Regions from separate parts of the Homo sapiens genome. Here region 1 is linked to region 2. The links are chromatin loops, found by intact Hi-C in ENCODE. Cell type or tissue: ovary. All regions are shown on one strand.

What was found. Peaks named below come from ENCODE experiments on the same cell type or tissue, not always from the same donor. Only the 100,000 strongest peaks of a DNase experiment are listed, where the experiment ranks them.
Region 1: it touches region 2 in a loop (2.9-fold over the local background); 21 of 110 quality-filtered maps call a loop at or near these places.

What each region holds. Positions count from the first base shown.
Region 1 is chr1:91,891,277-91,899,276 of GRCh38, forward strand. It overlaps a transcript of TGFBR3 not described here. Among named protein-coding and RNA genes, the nearest start is that of TGFBR3, 9.1 kb to the left of the region's middle. RefSeq lists an enhancer at 3,057-3,557. In ovary, no CTCF peak of the experiment used is centred here; no DNase peak of the experiment used is centred here; H3K27ac peaks cover 1,237 bases.
Region 2 is chr1:91,696,175-91,704,174 of GRCh38, forward strand. It overlaps TGFBR3 (transforming growth factor beta receptor 3), which reads right to left. Exons shown (of 17, transcript NM_003243.5): 15 at 1,915-1,956. Among named protein-coding and RNA genes, the nearest start is that of TGFBR3, 190 kb to the right of the region's middle. In ovary, a CTCF peak has its summit at 4,373 (motif pointing left); a DNase peak (open chromatin) is centred at 3,597; H3K27ac peaks cover 5,807 bases.

The sequences.
Region 1 (8,000 bases), 200 kb after region 2:
CACTTGAGCCCAGGATTTCGAGACCAGCCTAGGCAATGTGGTGAAACCCAGTCTCTACAAAAAATACAAAAATTAGCTAGGCGTGAGGGTATGTGCCTGTAGTCCCAGCTACTTGGGAGGCTGAGGTGGGAGGATCACTTGAGCCCGGTAGGTTGAGGCTGCAGTGAGCCGTGATCGTGCCACTGTACTCCAGCCTGGGCAACAGAACTGAGATCTGTCTCAAAGAAAAAAAAAAAAAACTCGATTCTTTAAAAACTTTCAAAAGATAAAAATGAAAGTTTGTTTAGAAGAACTATTACCCCACCACCACCACATAAAAATAGATTCCTTTCACTAATTTAAAGTTTGTCTAATACAGCCAACAGCTTGGAGGCAATTGCACAACTACTCTTAAGAATGTGTGACAGAACATGAACCAAATGTTCCAAAATTGTTGTGACAGGATGCTGATCTACAAACTACAGTATCTGCCCTTATTTTCTGCTCTGTTAACCTATTATCACAGACAGATTTACTACTTTATTTTTCAGATTCGCTCATAAAGACCCAGTTCATACTCGTTGGTGTTTTATTTCATCATAACCTAAGGCCATAATTTAAAGCCACATTTTCTATATCTATCTACGAGATTAGAATTTGGTTTTCGCTGATAAAATTGCAGCTGGCAAATTTCAATTAATGAGAAAAAATACAATCAGATGAACCTGTATGCAGAGCAGAGTCCAAAGCAGGCACTGGCTTCAGATCTGGGGAATTCCACAGAGATTTTGGACATAAAAATCCAAAGCAAATTTTCTCACAGTAACCGCAAGTTCCTGCAAACTCACCATTTCCTGTGACTGTGCAGAAGCCCCCAATGGAGGTTTCCACAGTACACCTTCAATTTCCCCCTCAGCAGGGATTCTGATGAAGCAGGAAACCTCACACCATTTCAAAGTGACAGTAAAACCCCCTGAGATCCCTGTGGTCTTAGCTCCTTAGGGTATGTGGCAGGACCTTGCTCTCCCAACAGCAGGGCTGGGATTCCAGAAGGAAAACTCCATCCTCAGCCCCACCTCCACAACACTCTGCAGAGAACTAGCCCCACCTCTTTTGTTTATCTGTTTTCTGTTTACTGGGTTTTGGTCTAGAGAAGAGAAAAAAAGAATCATGAATTATGTAATGTTATTTTGTGCTCAGGGGGACAAAAAAAGACAAGGGGCACCCGGAACATATATTAATGCCTGTAAATGTTTTGAATCTCAGCCCAAAATGAAAGTGTGCCAGAAACATAACTTTCTTATTTTTTAAAACTGAACTGAAGTTGCATTGTGAGTCCTTTAGTCAAATGAGGGTCTCCCTGAACCCTCTCTGTTCAGGGTTATACCTTGAACATTGAACAGAAATTAGTGAGGGCACCATCTCATCCTCGGATCATCATCTTATCTGTGCTTGATTGTTTCGTAATGAACATGTATCATTTTTACCAAGAGCCATGAGATGGTTATTCCCGAGATTTCAGAGTTTACTTGAAAGTAATACCAGTTTAGAGCTGAAAGAACTATATATGTGTATTACTATTCGTTTTGAGTTGCATCTGTGTGGTATTTCATCCAAAAAGTTCACAATACTTGCAAATATTAACCAAGGTAGCTTCAGGGAAATGCTTTATTCCTAAAGCCAACTGATCAAACATTTCCTTCCTAGTGCCTCTTGATACTCAGTTAACACACTAAAGAAAACAACCTCATTGACTTCATTTCAACAAGTAGAAGAAATGCTGAAAGTCTACTTCTAAAAATATCTAAATTTAAAAATTATTGCTGTTATTATTGGGTCTGTTATTATTACCCTTTATTGAGCACTTATTTTGTGGAAGGCCGTGTTGTAAGTTTGGGTTTATAAAATGTATTTTCTAACATATTTTGAAAATGGGCATATCCACATATTTGTCATAAAATTACCTGCTGTAACATTTCTTGAGTTTCTTTTAACATGTTGTCTAAGGAGAAAGAAGAGTTTCTTAACTTGTAACTATTTTTTTTTTTGAGACAGAGTTTTGCTCTGTCGCCAGGCTACAGTACAGTGGCGTGATCTCGGCCCACTACAACCTTCACCTCCCGGGTTCAAGCAATTCTTGTGCCTCAGCTCTCAAGTGGCTGGGATTACAGGCACGTACCACCATGCCCGGTTAATTGTTGTATTTTCTGTAGAGCAGGGTTTCACCATGTTGGCCAGGCTGGTCTTGAACTCCTGACCTCAAGTGATCTGCCCATCTCGGCCTCAAAGTGCTGGGATTACAGGTGTGAGCCACTGTGCCCAGCCCAACTTGTAACACATTCTTTAAGATTCAGGAATGAGTTAAATAGAAATTTGTTTTTATGTTGTATTTTTTATTTTAGTGACAATCTTAAAAAGCAATCTTTTATCCTGTTTTTTTTTTCCTGACAAGGATAATTAAGAACCAAAAGACTTTCTCATAATAAAAGACATTATTTGCTTATAGTCCATGTTTTTCAAAGTAGGAAATGTTTTCCCAAAGGTTTCTAAGAATGTTTCTCTTCAAAAAGCGTTCAGTCAGTTGGAGGATTTAAAATTTTATTTTTGGTTTATAATACATTGTTAACATTTGAGAAAAATAATATAAAATTTTTAATTAAAACTTCCTTAAAAAAAAAAAAAAACTTCCTTTGGCCAGGCGCGGTGGCTCACACCTGTAATCCCAGCACTTTGGGAGGCCAAAGTGGGTGGATCACTCTACAGGAGGTTGATTTTATTTCTTCTCAAGTCTTCAATACCTTCTTCTCCCTCTTTGAACTCAGCAGATGACCTTGTTTCTTATTTTACTGAGAATATCAGAGCCCTCAGAAGAAAGTATCTTTGTCTTCCCACCACATCTGCCGATTTTATCTATGCGTCTTCTCTGCTCTGCTTTCTCTCGTTACCCTGGATGAACTGGCCTTGCTTCCTCCATCTGTGCCCTGGAGTCATTCCTTCAATGACTCAATGACTTTCATCCTGTAGTAATTCCCTCTTGCAATTGCAGCCTCAGATTTCTTTCTTTCCTGGATCATTCTCATCAACTTACAAACATACTAGAATATTTCTTGTCTTTAAAAATCTTACTTGACCCCATCTATCCACCTTACCCCTATTTCTCTACTCCCTTTGCACTAACTCCTCAAAAGAGATGTCTTCCTTTGTTGCCCACACTTCTTCATCCACAGCTCCTCCTCAATCAGATCCAATCAGATCACTTGTCAAGGTCACCTTGTGGCAAGACCAGTGACTGATACTCAGTTTTCATCTTACCTAACTGCTCTTAGTTTACGCAAGAGATTACTTCATCCTCTTTGAGACACTGCATTTGGCTGCAGGGATAAGATGTACTAATGGTTTCCCTCCCATCACACTGGCTGTTCCTTCTAAGTCACCTCCGCTGGCTTTTCTTTCTGCTCCCAGGATCTAAATGTTGGCTTGTCCCAAGGCAATGTCCTTGGTCCTCTTCTCTGTTGAGACACTCTCTGTCCTTTGAGACGGAGTCTCGTTCTGTCGCCCAGGCTGGAGTGCAGTGGCACAAACTCGGCTCACTGCAACTTCCGCCTCCTGGGTTCAAGAGATTCTCCTGCCTCAGCCTCCCGAGTAGCTGGGACTACAGGTATGTACCACCACACCTGGCTAATTTTTTGTTTTTTTAGTAGAGAAGGGGTTTCACCATGTTAGCCAGGATGGTCTCGATCTCCTGACCTTGTGATCTGCCCACCTCAGCCTCCCAAAGTGCTGGGATTACAGGCATGAGCCACCGCGCCCAGCTGAGACACTCTCTCTGAAGGTGTTATCATCCAGACTCATCTAGCTTGAATCTGCGTCCTCATCCAAATCTCATGTTCAATTGTAATCCCCAATGTTGGAAGTGGAGCCTAGTGGGAGGTGATTGGATCATGAAGGCGAATTTCTCATGAATGGTTTAGTATCATACCCTTGGTATTGTCCTCAAGATAGTGAGTTCTTGCGAGATCTAATCATCTAAAAGTGTGCAGCATCTCTCCCCTCACTCTCTTGCTCCTGCTTCCACCATGTGAAACACCTGCTCCTCCTTCACCTTCTGCCAAGATTGGCAGCTTCCTGAGGCCTCCCCGAGAAGTAGATGCCAGCTTTATGCTTCCTATACAGCCTATAGAACCATGAGCCAATTAAACCTCTTTTCTTATAAATTACCCAGTATCAGGTATTTCTTTATTTTTTTAGAGAGATGGGGTCTCACTACATTGACCAGGCTAGTCTCAAACTCCTGGCCTTGAGTGAATCCTCCCATCTTGGCCTCCCAAAGTGCTGGGATTAAAGTGTGAGCCACCACACACGGCCAGTCCAGAATGGACTAATACAAGACCCATTTCTTTAAATGGATTACACATTGATGATCTCAAAATTTTATCTCTAACCTTGAACTTCAAAGTCATGTATTTGTGACTTCTCAATATCGCCACTTGATTTTTCAACTGGAAAATCAAATGTAACAATGAAAAAAACTCAACTCTTGATTCTTGCACACACATTCTGTCTATCCTCATCTCTGTAAATAGCCCTGCTGTTCACCCAGTAGCTCAGGTCAAACACATTATGGGTCATCATTGATTTATCTCTGTCTCTTTAACCCCACAACCAGTCTGCCAGTCAGTCCTGTTTACCCTCAAATGATCACTTCTCACTATTTCCATTGCTGCTACAACCCTGGTCAAAATACCATCATCTCTAACCTAAACAATGTTGATAGTTCTGGTTTCCTTGCTTCCTGTCTTGCTTCCCACCCACTAACAAACATATACACACACACTCATCCAGTACCATCTATGTACAGGTCTCATTAGTGAAGAAACCTGATCCTTCCTTAAAGCAGGCTCCCTGTGTAAGCTCCACAGTACACTATAAGCACCATGAAGGCAGGGGCCATGGCTATCTTAATCAGCACTATATTCCTAGCTCCTAGCAGAATGGCAGCATCTGACAGGTATTCAATAAACATCAAATTAAGGGATGGTTTCATTCTAGAGATGGGTACCCACAGTTAAGAGGTTGAGGCAATTAGTAATGTTTGCAACAACCATGAAGAGAGATGCACCTCTAGGGCTCAATGAGAGACTGATGCAAAGGTTCTGAGTGTTATGCAGCTCAGGACTTGGGAGTCATCAGAATACATCTGACCTGAGGGAACCGGGACCAATTTGTCCAGGCAGGGAGCAAGTATGTGGTGTAAACGGCATGAATGAATCTCCACCTGGAAGCCAAAGGTTCTGACATGAGGAAGGGGTTTCCATAGTCAGACCTGTTCACATAGAGTAAATAAATCAAACCCCCTAGGCTGGAGCAAATAAGCCTGCTGACTAAAGCTAGCTGAAAGAGAAAGAGTCAGATACAGGAGTAGAAATAATGTATAATGCTTTACTATATTGCTCTTATTTTGGTCTTATAATAGTATACTGCTAGAGTTTTTAAAAATGATGTCCATACTGCTATTATCATTGCTGGAAAACGCTGGCTATTTCCTTCTAGAGAAGGAAAAGTAAACAAGTCTTAAAGGGTCTTTGACTAACTCCCCAAGTGAGAGAAAGGAAGGAAGCCCTCATTAATGTACACATCCCCTACTTCCTACTCACTTTTTCTTTTCTTTTTTTTTTTTTAGGGAGTGAAGTGTATATATCTTTTTTAACTTTTTTTTAAATTAAAAAAGACAAAGTAAGTTTCCTAAACTAGTTCTCCAGACATTCAACTTTTTAAAAATACCTCCAGGTTCAACTCAGCTGGAATTTTGAGTGCTGCTGAGTACACTTATATACTTGCCTGGTTGTTTTTCTCTTTCCTATATGTTTTACTAACTGGCATTTCAGTTTGAGACTCTTTCAGAGGAGATTATAATGGTCTTTTCAATAGCACTCTGCAGCTCCACTGCCTTTGCAGGTATTGTACTGTCAAATGTAGCCTGCGGGGGTATCAGGCAGCATTTGGGTATTTATGTGGCAAAGGGACAGCATCGACATATTTTGGGAGATGCCGACTTGACGTGGGGAAGAGGAATATTCGTTAGAAAGGGTAATAGGTCTGAAAAGCATATTTGGTAAAAGGTTTTGTTATCTTTGGGAAATCTCATGTACAAACACAAGAAAAGTATTATGTCCCAAGGCCTTTGTGTGGCACAGTTCTGGTGACAGCATATTTTCATTGTATATATTGGTTCATTAAGCTCAAACCAACCTCATAATTACATGATTGTGACAAGATTAACTGAATGGACAATCCAAATGGCCGAAAGGTCAAATGAGGGTCCCTCTGTCTAATAATACTTTTACTCTTCTGTTATTTTTAGGCTGGCTTAGTGAGAATGTATCATGCAGGCTTGCAGAGGATTGCTTACGTTTTGTTCCAAGACTCATTTATTACTATTGTGTGGGCCGAAATGTGCACAACATACCAAATCCAGGCACAAAGTAGAAAATTAATCTTCACAGGAGAGAACAAATCTTATTTATAAGAAATCTTCAAAAGACAGAAAAATGCAAAGAATATAACAAACACTCATGAGTCAACATCCAAAACTGATCATTGTTAACATTTTGACAAATTTTTTGTCTTTCCTATAAGAAATAAAATATTACAGCCGGGCATCATGGCTCATGGCTGTAATCCCAGGACTTTGGGAGCCCGAGGCAGGAAGATTGCTTGAGCCCAGGAATTCAAGACCAGCCTGGGCAATATAGCAAGACCTCAGTCTCCATTAAAAAATGTTTTCAATTTAAAAAAAAAAAAAGAAATAAAACATTACATTAGTCACCCCTAGAAAGTACAGGAAAAAAAGAAAAAAAATTACAGATACAATTGAAGCCCCCTTGCACTCCCCTCAACCCCAGTCCAAATCAATTACTCTCCCAGTCTCTTCAGAGGTAACCACTTTCAGGAATTTAGAGTGTATCCTTCCAGTGTGTCCCTTTCTTCCGCATATGTGTGTGTCTGTGTGTGTGCATTTAAAAAGACAGAACATGAAGATGCTATTAGTATGAATGTGTCCATTTAAGAATGTTCCATTTTCCAATGCCCACCAAGGAGAAAAACAAAACAAATAAATAAAAACGTTACATAAGCAGTACATAATCTGTAACTTGCTTTTCATTCAACAGTATGTTTTTTTTGGTTTTTCTGTTTTTTTTGAGATGGAGTCTCGCTCTGTCACCGAGGCTGGAGTGCAGTGGCGCGATCTCGGCTCACTGCAAGCTCCGCCTCCCGGGTTCACGCCATTCTCCTGCCTCAGCCTCCTGAGTAGCTGGGACCACAGGCGCCCGCCACCACGCCCAGCTAATTTTTTTTTTATTTTTAGTAGAGACGGGGTTTCACCGTGTTAGCAGGATGGTCTCGATCTCCTGACCTCGTGATCCACCCGCCTTGGCCTCCCAAAGTGCTGGGATTACAGGTGTGAGCGAACACGTCTGGCTGATCATTGTTAACATTTTGACAAATTTGTTATCTTTCCTATAAGAAATAAAATATTACAGCCGGGCATCGTGGCTCATGCCTGTAATAATTACAATGATTTTAAAACCCATCTGTGTTGTGTATATGTAGATTTAGTTCATTTCTCTTAGCTGCTATATATCCCTTGCATTACTATACTATTACAATTTTTGTTTATAAGTTGCCTTAAAGGTGGGAAAGTAAAGTTGAACGTGGTTTCATGTATGTTTGTTAACCACTCAATTTTCCTCCTTGTGATACTTATTCAGTTTCTAGACAGAGCAAATCATAAATGTAAAGGGAAGAATGGAGACAGATCTATTGTACAGCTTGGTGACTATGGTTAATAATGTATTATAATTTCAAAATTGTTGAGAGTAAATTTCAAATGTTCTTACCCCCAAAATAAGAATGTGAGGTGACAAATATATTAATTAGCTTGATTTAATTATTCCACAATGTATACATCTATCAAAATGTCAGCTGGGTGCCATGGTTTATGCTATAACCCCTGCACTTTG
Region 2 (8,000 bases):
TTACTGCTGCTTATTCACTGAACATCTCCAAAAATGACACACTGCACAGAAAACACACACCTTAGAATACTTTATACACATATTTTTGTGAACATTTACAAGTATGAAAGATAACAGAAAGAAAGGAGAATATAGAATAAAAATAAACTATTCCTGTGGATTATAACATTTCACCGATCTCCTCATATTAAACTCTTAATCTTAACAGCTTCATATTGTATCATTTAAAACAACCTACTTTTTAACACTTTTCCAACCATGATCTTTCTATAAGGGGAACGGAAATACTTCCCAGTGGGGAGTGATGTCAGTTTTATGGTCAGCAAAACATATAAATAGAACCAATTGTTTCTCCATTTGGCAAAGGTTTTTATATTTGAAATTAATTCCAGGCCCCAGAAATAGAACATTTCCTTTCATTTAAGAGAACTACCTTCTTTGAGTCACTTATAAAAAGTTAAAATTGGTTTCCAAGGGGGAGGAGTTTTAGGTAGAATACAATTTCTAAGGTCTCTGGGTTTTGAATATAAGTGGGAAATACAGGATCTCCCCACTATTATCATATTATTTCTACTTTCTGCTCCAGTCAGAAGCAACTCCAGTGATCTCTGTATAAATTAAATCCCTGCCTTTCAACTCACTTCAGTGTAAAGAAAGCTATTTTTTTTTTACATTGAAGACTGCCATACACTCCTGTGACCTTTGGGCAGCCCAGCACTCCAAAGGCTCGGGGAAAGTATGCTGTGGTGGAACAAGTCTGGAAGGATCCGAACTCCCAAGTTCTGGTCCCCACTCTTCTAGACCTGTGCTCTTTGGTGTGTTCATTTACCTTCTGAAAAATGCGGATAGCTTTAGTCACCTGCTGAAGTCAGGTGGAGGAAGAGGTGGGAAGAGCTCCCTGGAGGTGAAGTTGAACCGAGCCATCAACCTATTTAATCTAGTCCTTAAAACTGATATTAGAAGATGATTTGCCTTTTTATACCCACAGATGCAAAAATTGAACATGATTACAAGTTTTTAATGAAACTATTCTAAATCTCCAAAGATAGATATGTGTCCATATGTGCCTCTGTTTGAGTTCATATTGTTCCATAATTTAAAAAAAATAATCCACTTAAGACAATGGTTTATGAAGTGCTTTGTGAAAGGAACTTTCCAGACTGATTGTTAAATGTAGTGAATCAGCCACGGAGACTAATCCTGGGAATCTTAGGAAAGGAAAAAAAGCACAGATTCACAAATTCTCCTCACAAGACAACATTATCTAGAAGAGCTCTGGGTGGACAGCTGGGAAGTCCAGGTTGAAGTCCTGCCTCAATGCCAATGAGGCAGGAATATTTCTGGGTCAGCATTTTCTTCTGCATAAAATAATGAAATTGGCCTAGACAATTTCCAAGTCCTTATTCTGCAGCAATTGGTGTTGCTTTCTCTTTCATTCTTACATGCTCTTCCTGGGGCCCCCAGCCCTTGCACTACGGATTGTCTTGAAAGTATAGCAATGAGTTCCCTTAGCATTACGCCTCTGAGCAGATAAATATTGTTGATAAGACTTAAAGCAAACCACTTCCATGGCTGTATGTGAATTCTTGCAGGTTAGAGCAGACATAAGCATGCAAGTCATTAACTTGTCTCTCTAAATAAGTTACTACCTTCCCATTCAAGCCATACATGCCAATGGATCAACAAATTAATATTTTAAAGTGGTAAAGGTGAAAGGGAAAAAGAAAGCAGGGATAAACAAAGGACAGAGGAAAGGAAAAAATATGAGCAAAAAGGGGAAAGGGGAAGGGGGAAGGGGGAATGAGAGCAGAAGTCTCCTTATCAAAACTCAAAGTTTGGCAAATGTTCACTAACCAACTCATTCTTAGGAAAGCCCAGGAGGTTTTATTTCGAAATAGTTGCATAAAGACTTACGTGGAGAAATTGGATTTGGTTCCTTCATGCTTGGACCTTTTTCTGAAACAAAAACATAAATCACAATGTATTCTATGGAGAACCAAGATTTAAGCAAAGGGTCATCAAAGTCTCAGCAGAAACTGACACTTTTCCATTTGGTAATAAATACTGTGAGAAAGCTCTGTCAATGATCCTCTTTAGATATCAAAACTATAATGAGTTACCCAGAAATTTTAAGCATTGCATTTTGTTGACAATCAGTTGCATAGGCTCTCCAATTTGAAGAAAATTTGAAGGCAAACACCTAAACTTAGGGAATTTGGGTCCGACAATTTGTGTGTGTGTTTGTGTATATCTTTTTATTTACTTACAAAAAAATTCAATACCTTTAAGTACCATGCTTTTCCAGTGTAGTCTAATATTATTCTGCTTTCAAAATATTCTTTTTTTTTTTTTTTTTTTGAGGGTCTCACTTTGTTGCTCAGGCTGGAGGGCAGTGGCGCCCTCAGCTCACTGCAGCCTCCGCCTCCCAGGCAATCCTTCCATTTTAGCCTCCCGAGTAGCTGGAACTACAAGCATGTGCCACCACACCAGCTAATTTTTATATTTCTTGTAAAGACAGGATTTCACCACATTGCCCTGGCTGGTCTCTAACTCATGGGCTCAAGCAATCCATCCATCTGCCTCGACCTCCCAAAGGCCGAGGGACTATAGGCGCGAGCCACTGCGCCCAGCCTTCAAAATATTCTTTTAATTTAATATACACATTTTCTAAAAGTATCTTTGTTCTCCTAGCCTTAGTGCTATTATCCTATAGTTTAACTCCCCTTCATTGCTCATCAGGATTATCACAGAGGCCCCCTTATCTCCACCACTACCCTCCCCCCAATTATTTCCTCCTCCACATTTGCCCCCAGAGTGAATATTCTAGAGCCCAGAGCTGATCATGTTATAACCCTGACTAAACCCCTTGATGACTCTCCTTCCTTTATAGGGAAAAAAATCCACACTCTTTAACATGGCACACAAAGTTCTCCCTCCCTTCTCTATCCTCTCTCTCCAGCCTCCTTTCCTGATGGAGTCCTTCACCCATGGTGGGCTCCCCATACTTAGTAATTTAAGCTTCCCAAATTCTCTATGCTGCTCTTTGTCATCATGCTTTGCAAGCCATCCCAAGACACCCTCCTCCCCAGACCTGCTTTGTTGGCATTTTCTCTGGGGGACCTTTGCTGAGTCTCCCACTGTTCCATCTCCATCCCAGCAGAGCTAGTCTCTCCCACCCTTGCTCATTCCATCCCTCCTCTGTTACACTTGGGCCACAATACCTCCTAGTTCTCTCTCTCTTTTTCTCTTTCTTTTGCTTTTTTTTTTTTTTTTTTTTTTTGCTGTGAGGGCAAGGTCTAGTTCTCAGTCATCTGTATATCCCCAAGGGCTCAGACTGGCATAGAATAGGTCTTCCAGAAATGTTTGGTGAAGGATGATTAAAATGTTAATGTACTTTTTGCAAATGGAGGCCACAGAGGAAACCAGCAATCAGACTATGAAGACGTTCATATGCAGTTTGCACCAGTGCCATGAAGAAGGCAGAAAAAAATTTTGTATCACTGTTTTGGAAATGAGCAGCCTGAGACTCTGATATCGTGTGACTAGAGCCCAAGGTCACAGCTGGAAAGCATCAGGGCAGAAGTTGAATCAGAATTCCAGAGTTCTGCCTAGCAGGCTAAATGACTGGTGAGCGTAGCTCTGTCCCTAGCTGGGGAAGCACTGATGAAGTAACTATTTGTGCACAGCTACTCATTATCCTCAGCAGTGAGGCTGAGACCAGCGGTTGAGATATTATGGTCCACCACCTATTTTTGTATGGCCCATGAGCTAAGAATGAATTTTATATTTTGAAATGATTTTTTAAAAATCAAAAAAGGATATTTCATGACGTGAAAATTATATGAAATTCAAATTGACTCCATAAATGAAGTTTTATATGGATGCAGCTATGCTTATTTACATACTGTCTATGGCTGCTTTCATGCTGTAACAGCAGCGTTGAGTTGTTGAGACAGGGATTGTATGAGCCACAAATAAAAAATAATCACTATCTGGTCCCTTACAGAAAAAGTGTGCTGAGTCCTGCTACAGACCTTGACCCTACTCTTTGGAGTTTAAAAGTGATACATGTTTAGCACCTCTCTTTTCATCTCCATTTTCATTCACCACAGAAGGAACACACACCTTATGTCTGAATTCACAGGGAAGCAAAAAGAACTTGGGAAAATGTGACCCAAACAAGCAGCATCTGAATTGATGTCTATAAAAATAAAGAAGCTAGACAGGATAAAAGAAAACAGAATTGTAAATTCTCAGGATTAACCATCTCCGATGGGTGGGTCAACATTCTGGCCACATGAGTTATCAATGTCTGGCTCTAGGGGAAGGAATGCTACTGGATGAATCAGAGCCACCACAATTGAATGGTGCCCCCTGGAGTTGTGCAACATAGTGGCCCTGGAATGAGGATATATGCAAAAGTATACTTAAATACAATTACTAAGAAAATAAAAATGATTGTATGTTTTTAAGAAAATCTAATTCAGTATGCAGAACACACACTAATTACGCTAACTACAGAATGCACTACCCTGGGAGCTGGGTCCCATCAGCCTCATTGGCACCAATAACAACAATGATGCCTTACATTTGTACATTTGTATGGTGTTTTGCAATAGACAAAAAGCCTTCGGCCTTCACTTATATTGTCTCATTTTAAACTCCCAAGAACTCTATGAAGGAAGAGTATCTACCCACAAACTTCTCCTTTCAAGACGTAGTATTTGATTCCCTGAACTAAGTTCAAAGGCATTTAAAGGTTGCTACAAGATGCATCATGTAAGAAATATACACACTTCTGGGAATAATTCCATCCAATCAACCACCCATGGTTAAACTTTCTCACTCAGAATCCCCAAGCGGTTGAAAAATTATGACTCTCTCCTAAGGAGACCTCCCATGTAAGAGTTTAAGTTTTATAGTAAGGCCTGTGTGATGGATGGCATTGTTTTAAAATTCTTAATGGATTTCTGTTATGATCTAATCCTTTACCCCCACCCCAAATAGGAGCCTTCTCACAGAGCTAAACAGAAACAGTTGTTGTTCATTTCCCCTGGGTGAAGTCTCTTCGTGATTTCTGAGCACAAACAATAACAAGCAGAAGCTGCAGAACTGAGGTTAAAGAATTCTATCCTCGAACTTTTCTCTTCCCGAATCCCTAAGAACCCCTGAGTATAACTAAAATGGCTTGATCTCCACCGGAACCCTACCATCGAGTTGGCATGCTGAGAGGAAAAGAGTGGACTCAACAATATTTACTTTTGGTTTAAGGATAAGATTAAGATTATAAGAAAGGAATCTTAGCTATTGCTGTAAAGAGAACTGTAACAATAAAGATTTCTTTACAGAAAGGACAAACTATAATCAATGTTCTGAATTAAATCTTTTCATATACGCTGAGCAAATTTTGGTCTACCTCTAGAACCAAAATTCCCCTCTTCAGATTGTTCAGCATGGTTTTCATAAACGGGATATTTCTGGGGTTATGCATGAGTAACTGACCACAGCTTTTGGCCTTTAGTGCTCAATTTGGTACTAGGCACCATAGGACGGAGTGGGCCCACAGTGAAACAAGACGTCCAACTGGTACCCACATCTATTGGCATTTGGCAAAGAGAAGAATGGGGAGAGGAAGATTCCTCCTGGAGACTCAGGAGGTCTTTGTGCAGGCCCCATTTAAGACAGAGTTTTTACTAACTTAACGTCACTGTAACTGAACCCTTTTTCTGGATTCTTTCAATATTTATGATATTCATTGCAATTACTTGTTCACTTATCTGTATCCTGCCACTAGACCAGTGTGTCTCACGTGGTGGGTGATTTTTATTCCAGGGGACATTTGGAAACGTCTAGAGACATTTTGAATGGTTACAACTGGGCTGGTGGTGGGAGGGTGTTGCTACTAGCATGTAGTGGGTAGAGACCAGGGACACTGCTTAACATCCTGTAACACACAGGCAGCCCCCCAACTACAAAGGGTATTCCAGCCCAAACACTGATTGTACTGAGATTGAGAAACTTTGCACTAGGCTGTAAAGGCCTTAAAGACAAGATAATTTGTCCACTATACACCTACCATATTTTTTTGAATAAATAACCACAAATATCACGTATATTTTATTCTTGAGTACTTTCCCCAGCAATGCAACCTTCACACCATTTTCAGAGTAGCCTTCCTAAATGACCTAATCGCCGGGCGCGGTGGCTCACACCTGTAATCCCAGCACTTTGGGAGGCCGAGACGGGCGGATCACAAGGTCAGGAGATCAAGACCATCCTGGCTAACACTGTGAAACCCCGTCTCTACTAAAAATACAAAAAATAAAATAAAATAAAATAAAAATAAATGACCTAATCATCAGTTTCCTGCTTGAGATCTTCTGATGGTTCTTAACTTTTAGAGGTACATACTGGAATATGTATGGATGAAATTAAATTAAATGTCTGGGTTTCCTTCAAAACAATCCAGTGGATGACAGAAAGTGATAAAACAAGATTCACCATAAATTGGCAATTGTTGAGACTTATTCTATTTTTGTATATATTTGAAATTTTTCAAAATAAAAAGGTTTTAAAATGTAAAATACTGGCCGGGAGCGGTGGCTCAGGCCTGTAATCCCAGCACTTTGGGAAGCCGATGCAGGCAGATCACCTGAGGTCAGGAGTTTGAGACAAGCCTGGCCAACATGGTGAAACCCTGTATCTATTAAAAATACAAAAATTAGCTGGGCGTGGTGGCAGGCACCTATAATCCCAGCTACTTAGGAGGCTGAGGCAGGAGAATCACTTGAACCCAGGAGGCGGAGGTTGCAGTGAGCCGAGATTGCGCCACTGCACTCCAGCCTGGGTGACAGAATGAAACTCCTTCTCAAAATTAAATAAATAAATAATGTAAAATACACGATGTTAAAAAAAAAAATATGATATCCCTCCTTCCCTTCTTGGATAGAGAATGAATGCCCTGGTCTGTCAATTAAGCATTTCTACCATCTTTCCACTCAGTTTCCCCTCACCTCGACCTCAGCTCGAGGACAAAACCTGGCTGGTCCTTTAGAGTATTTTTATTCTGGAAAGATCAAATGTGTTCCAAAAAGTAATGCCTCTCTTGGATCAACTTCCAACTGACGTTCACAACTTTCCCTTCCTCAACCCTCCCTTCCCAAAAAACCTCTAGTTTGCTGAGAGGTTGAGAGGAAGGGGAGGAAATTAACATTTACTGAGTATCCAAGATATGCAGGCATTTTTATTTTTTAAAGTTAGGTGGTGAAAATACGGAGAAAATTCAGTATCTCAAACATTTAACTTGCTAAGAATTAAACACATCTATAGGTATGTAAATCACGGCAAATTTTGGAATGATATTTATTGCTCCTGATGACATCCACATCCATGCTCTTCTGTGTATGTGCACTGTTTCAGAGAAATGGTTACTCCTCTCTTTCACAATTTAAAAAAAATCATCACCGACGTGGTGTAATCATTTTTACTGTATAAGCCCAAGTGTTCTCAAATGCTGTAAAAAGCGGTCACAGAATCCAAGGCAAACAGCACTAATATGCCTATACTTCAAAATTTCAGAAAATAGGGTAGGATGGCACCACCTCAACTATTTTAAATGTTTTGTCATAAACCATAATATGCATAAACTATTTATGTTCTCTGGGCTTTCTGAGTTACTACTGAAAATCACAGAACTTCTCCTGAACTTTAATACTCTGCTAAACAGGTTACACATTTCCCAACATCTTAATCCTTTGGGTGAACAGACATTTTTCCTAAAATCCTTCATCTTCCTTTTAGTTCATAATCATTAGGGTATTTGGGGTGTTACCTTGAATACTAATGTGATATGGTATGAAAAGGGAGAAGAGGGCCAGGTGCAGTGGCTCATGCCTATAATCCCAGCACTTTGGGAGGCCGAGGTGGATGGATCATCTCAGGTCAGGAGTTCAAGACCAGCCTGTGCAACATGGTGAAACCCCATCTCTACTAAAAATACA